Linked DNA regions of Homo sapiens: region 1 is linked to region 2. A link is a contact called in ENCODE Hi-C or POLR2A ChIA-PET data. All regions are on one chromosome and are shown on one strand. The core of a region is the stretch at or near the end of the contact, and the rest is flanking DNA. Distances in the headings are between cores, read along the strand shown. Region 1 overlaps RORA (RAR related orphan receptor A). Region 2 overlaps RORA (RAR related orphan receptor A).

Evidence for each region. Hi-C counts contacts between places; a loop is a spot of excess contacts on that map. ChIA-PET counts read pairs that join two places held with the same protein, here RNA polymerase II (POLR2A). Pooled maps may share reads with other maps.
Region 1: a pooled map shows a loop between it and region 2 (2.5-fold over the local background). The contact joins two enhancer-like sites. A Hi-C loop is called at or near these places in 4 of 50 pooled maps. POLR2A ChIA-PET finds 5 or more read pairs at or near these places in 2 of 52 experiments (CD4-positive, alpha-beta memory T cell and activated CD4-positive, alpha-beta T cell).

What each region holds. Positions count from the first base shown.
Region 1 is chr15:60,647,979-60,650,900 of GRCh38, forward strand. All of the region lies in intron 2 of RORA (RAR related orphan receptor A), which reads right to left. It overlaps LOC105370846 (a long non-coding RNA gene), which reads left to right. Exons shown (of 5, transcript XR_007064663.1): 5 at 1-2,922. Among named protein-coding and RNA genes, the nearest start is that of RORA-AS2, 32 kb to the right of the region's middle. RefSeq lists an enhancer at 2,163-2,664. Within about 2 kb of position 1,478, at least 4 of the 41 ENCODE cell types and tissues checked have a DNase peak (open chromatin) inside an H3K27ac peak, as active enhancers do.
Region 2 is chr15:60,931,224-60,934,198 of GRCh38, forward strand. All of the region lies in intron 1 of RORA (RAR related orphan receptor A), which reads right to left. Among named protein-coding and RNA genes, the nearest start is that of RORA-AS4, 170 kb to the left of the region's middle. RefSeq lists an enhancer at 722-1,921. Within about 2 kb of position 1,513, at least 3 of the 41 ENCODE cell types and tissues checked have a DNase peak (open chromatin) inside an H3K27ac peak, as active enhancers do.

The DNA of each region.
Region 1 (2,922 bases), core at 228-2,727, 280 kb before region 2:
GTGGGGACACCAAGGCTTATATAAGGAGGATGGAGAACACAGGCCAAAGGGGAGGCTGTAATGCTGACTTCGATTGGCTAACTTAATATAAGGCAGACTGAGGGAGGAGGAGGAGGGCAGGAGAGAACACGCTTTAGAAAGCATGACGGTGTCTCATTCTGTTTGCAAGTGAGCACGTAGGTGCCTTCCAAATATGATCCTGAAGAAGGTGCAGATAAATGAAAAATTGGATATACAATAAACCACATACCTCTTTATGTTTATATATGAACATATTAAAGAAGGTTGGCTTTAGTAGAGTATGATGCATATTCTAATTATATCAATATTGGATGCATTGTTAGTACCATTTCTCAACTTCATTTAAAAATCACTTTCAGAAAATACAAAAAATAATTCTGAAGATTTTAACCTTAGGTGCCCGTAGATCATTTTCTTAGGAAACTGCAGCTTTTAGAAATGCTGGACATACTTTATCCAAAGCGTTATAACTGGTCTTCCACAAGCCTAGGATAAAGTTTTCCACAGAAACACTACTACAGAAAAATGCCACATGCCATGGATTAAACACTGAAACCAGCTAATCACAACACATGAGAGCAAATGTAGCATGTTCAGAGAAGTACAAATATGTTGAAACATGTCTGTCATGAAATCTGATCTTAACAATCCTCTGAAGACTAGCCTTTTTGCAAAGAGAACTTATGACTAATATACCTCACGGAGGGGGTCTCAGTTTCTAATAGAGTTAATTTTATCTGCTTTGATGATGGAAACGAAAGACACCCTGGAAACATCCTCTTAATTCTAAGCACCATCCACTCTTTTTGAGGGGGGAGAGGGAAGCTTTCAGTAATTCCCAGTGTGTCTTATACTGAATATATAGAAGATGGTAAAGCAGGGCCAGGTAATTCCAACACTTAAACTGCTACTTAACCATCCACATATTAAAGGAGTTTACATGGATTGTCAGCTATGAAAGAGGTTTCTCAATCTATATCCCACTCCACAGTCAACTCTCCTCACAGGTGCTCTTGGCTGTGGGGCACTCATAATCTCAGAAGCCGATAAGGCTGCCAAGTTCAAGTTGCCGTGACTCTGAACACAGTATAATATTCCCATTCCAAGCCATAGCCCGTCACTTTTGTGGCTGTTCAGATGAGGGCCCTTCTTGGTACCACTCTGACTCACATACACTGGCTGAAGTCATGTAGCAGGTGAAGGACTTAAGTGTCACTAAGTTGGTTTCCAGTTGCTTCCAGGAAAAAAAAAAAAAATCCCCGGCATATAAGATTCTTGCTCCTGACACCTGGCACTTTCTCCTTGTGTTCATGGCTGCAGACAGAAGATCTGGCCATTACTGTTTTGGCTTCAAGTGCTGCCTCCCACACACATATTGAGGGGCTCTGCAACAAACAGAAACCTAGGGACACTGACATTTTGGAGGCAGGGTGTAGAAAAAAACACTGTATGTGTATCTGAAAACTCTGCCATGCATGTCAGCCCTGACACGCCACTTCCTAGCTCTTCTAACGTCAGAACATTCTGTGTTAGGAGTTGCTAATCAGTCCAATATCATATGTAGTTTAACGGTGTTGAAACACATTTGCCAGAAAGGAGGCCAAAAGGAAGGGCCCCTCTACTGCTATCTTCTGCAAAAGATCTGATCACTTGTGACTGCAGCCCCTCACTTTGCCCCCAGGTGTTTTCTCCCTGTGTTGTTCTTGGGCGTGTTTAATTTGGATTGAGCATCCATGGAGCTGTGTAAACATTGAGGTCCCATGAATATTGCAATATTAAACAGCAGTGGTAATTACCAATAGACCCCTCAAAAAGCAATCGAATAGCAAACTCACCTTAACTTGGCCTTTGTATCTCTGGCAACGGAAAGCTCAAAATGCAGTTCTGTCATTTTTGCACAGTCATTTACCTTGACACCCTCCCTCTGCCGTGGAATCAAATCTCCATGTATAAAAATAAACCTAGAAACTTTCTGTTCACACGTTTTGAGGTATGTGCACCAAATGACACACTTTGGGAGGTAAGCACGAGTCATGGTAACTGACCACATCCTTTATCTTTTCATCCTAAGACTTAGCAGAACTTTATCTTTACAATAAAATGGCCTTTAGAAGTGGGTATCACCAACTTCAGAATGTGAACATCGTTACTGAGAAAAAGCATTTTCCTTTTAAACAGAAACCAACAGCCATGCATTAAAAGGCCTGAGGAAAAAAAAAAAAGTGGAGCTACCACAAAACAAACAAATATTCAGCTTGGTTTCAGGAAGCTTAGAGAGGATCAAACAAGGCTTTCTCTATTGAAGTTGTTCGAGAACATTTATGGTTATTTCAGCTTCAGTTTCTATTTACGCTGCTGGCTTTTATGCCTCGACCTCAGGAGGGCATTCCAACTTCAGGTTAACTCACAAGTAGCTTCAGAAAAGTTGGCCTGAAAATCCCACCCCCAGAGTGGGGGAGGGGAAAGCACGATGGTTCACATTGGTTTCCAAACACCTTTCAAACCACTGCTTTGGCCTTGAGTCGAGGATATCTCAAAAATTGGGGAGAGAAATTCCACGGAGAGAGGGTGAGAAAGGTTTCTCATGGTGTGAACATTCATATAGGGAGACTGTCTCTTCCTGCGGGATGAAACCAGGAGAAGAGAGCACCAATTTGCGGAGCCCTCGTGAAGGTTTCCACTCAGGAGTTTGCAATTTTCTGTTGGTCCCTAGGGAGGAAGATTTAGTACATGGTTGAATTTCCAAGCAAATTAACTTCCAGAATAAAGGAGGAACTATGCCAACCCTTTGCAAACAATATTTTTGTTTTATAAATCTATTTAGTTTTCAATTCTTCGTGCCATTTATCCTCATAACCATGTTTTGGTTGGTATTTTTAATCCCCTTTTGATGGATTAGGA
Region 2 (2,975 bases), core at 263-2,762:
GCACGGAGGCACATTGGGAGGTAGGCTGTTCACTGCCCAGAGGCACAAAGCCCCTGTCCCAGAAGTGAAGGGCAGCCTACAGGCCTCCACTGGATGCCCTGCCACCCACGAACAGCCCCTCCCTGCCCAAGCACTCTTCCTTACTCACTCCTCTGGCTCCATGGGGAAGCAGAATCCCAACTCATAGCTGCAGGAGGAATAGCTGAAGAGAGAAGAGGCCTGGCTTCAGCTTCCAGAGCTAAGCCCTGCCAATCTCCCAGACTCCTGCAGTCTTTCAAGTCTCCGACATTTGATTACTCCTTTCTTCTCATGAAGTGTCCTTATTTTGCCTCTAGAAAACAGGCACTGGTATCAAGAGTTGCATGGCTGATGCCAAGACTTAATGCTCCAGAGTGTCTTGCACAGGGCCAAAGCTGCCTCTTCTGGCACACACAGAGTTCTACAGAAGGGCCCCCTTATAGGCCACCAGCCACTGTGAGGACCTCATAAGCAAATGTAAGGGCAGGAAGAGATGGGACATGGTCTGGCAAAAACCTCAGCCTTCTCCCTAAGCTCTTCTGCCTTATGAGGCTGATAGCTCAGACTCAAAACAGTTGGCTGAGTTCTCCAGCTAAATATTCATTTCTCCAGCTAAATATTGATTCCTTCAATATTAACACCATGTCAGGGAGCCATGTTAAGCCATTGCCTCAACTTGGCACTGCAGCTAAACATAATGAAATGCCAGAAATTAGGGTCTAGAATTGATTATGGTACCAATTCTAATCCTGAATTCTCAAAGCAATATCTAGAAAAATATTGAATCAAGAGTTTTTTTTTTTAAATGAAGATCCTATACTGGAGGGAGATGGGCAACTTCTATTTGGAATAACAAGCAGTATCAATGTCTTTGAATTCACCTTGAAAACCAATCCTTTGGAGTAGAAAGAATTCATGGTATTTGAAATGTCCAAGATTACTAATGAGGGGAAAATCTGAGGGACCTGAGAAGGTGGGGTTGCTTGAGAAGCAGTAAAGCTTCTCAAAGAAGAAATGGAGATGCCATGAGCAGCTGCCTTGGACCAGATTCCAAGGCAGTGTCTTGTAAACTCAGCCACGATTAGGGCTGGGTCATTCTGGACCGTCCTAAAGAGAAACCATTAAAAACCATTAATTCCTTCAGATATCACAGCTGCTTACTCATAGTAGCTCATTCATAGGTAAGGAAACTGAGATCTCCCTAAGATCAAATAAGTAACAGGTATGTTAAAAAGTTTCATTTGTTTACGTGTTACTACCAAGGGCCAAGTTTCTCCATGTAGTGCAAGGAAATAATTTCTGTGCAACAGCTCGAGATATGCAGCTTGAGTTTGCCTGAAGCCCTGGCACTGTGAATTGCGGCTCCTTCAGATCTTGCAAGCTACCAGCGATTTGGCGGGGTGGGTAACTGGTTGGGAAACCTCCCAGGAAACCACAGCTCCTGCAAATGACTCAGTAGGTGGTTCCGACTTCTCTGAGTCAGAACCAAGCCCATGGCCCAGCCCCATGCCAAGACTCCCTGGCATTGTTGAGATGCTCTGAGCTTGGCTGGCATGTGACACTGAGGACCTCTGGTGTTTGTCTGCAAAGGGATGAATGCTCTTTCTGATAAGGAACCAAGGAGTGTGGAACAGAAAAGCAGCTGAATTCTCTCAGTGGCCTGGCTCTCTCTTGCCCCCTCAATCCCTGAAGAGTGTTGATGGCTTCCTACGTCAGACAACCTTTCACTTAAAAACTTACTCCTCTTCCTTACCCAGGAGTTTCCAGGTTGCCCCCCACAGTCATGAACTTGCAGACACAGAATGCTTAGTTCTAGTATTGATTCTGCTGCTTCCCAGGGCTGTGACCCTGAGCAAGTCTCCTACTGTGGGCCTCAAGTATTACCCATCCCAATTTCATCATCAGCCCAATTGTCCTCTAGTGCCATGATGATCATACTAATCTTCCAACCCAAATTCTCCACTGGCTCCCACTGCCTATGGAATCATGTCCAGACTTCTTAGCCTGGTATTCAAATCCCAATCTATCTTTTAAGCCTCAGCTTCCTCTATTATTCTCCCTGTAGCCTACGTTCTCAGCAAATTGGACCACTCACTCTCCCTAAATGTACTGTGCATTTCCCATTCCCTGTGCCCTTGCAGTGCCCTTTTCTTGAGATGCCCTCTCCTTGCCTCTGGAAATTTTGCCTACGCTTCCAGGCTCAGATCAAATGCGACCTCCTCCTCCAAGCAGCTTCCGCAGCTCTTCTCTTGTGAAGCCCCCTTGATCTCTCACATCACAGTTTGTTGGTACCTTCCTATTGACATAGAACGCATTATTCTGAATCGCAGGCATTTGTGTGGATGACTTCTCTCTCCTCCTGGATGGCATACTCCTAAAGGAAGAGGGGTGGGGGAGGATGTCTTATTCCCCTTTCAATTTCCCATCATGCCAGGGTATACACATCTGTACTAATGAACAAATGAATGAATTTAGAAAATCTAGATGGATGTTCTAAAATTATCTACAGCTGTGGTATTTCATACCAGAGGTGGCTGCACATCAGTAATAAAAACCAGCCCAGACACAAGCTTTTCATATGGGAAAAAGCAGAGGCACTGGTGCGATCCATTCTGTTGGCCATGAAATGTCTTTGGGTGTGTGCACACAGACTCCCACAAACCAGATGCAACATCTGCTTTTGAAGGGCCCAGAGAGGCTGGGCTCCCTCATTTCTCAAAGTGATGAGAAGCGCATTGGAGTCTTGCAGCTGACAGTCGTTCGGTAAAGAAACACCTACTTAGCATAGCCCCAGCTCCAGCTCCACACCATATGCATCAATAGGGGTGGGTCACAGTGCCCTCTTGGCAGTAAGCCAGGAGGAGATTTGAGGTTTGGTTTTGCTGTGCTCAACAGGCAGTCCTGATCTACATTAACAAGTCTCCTGCTTCCGTGTGACTAGCTAACAAGGAGACTGC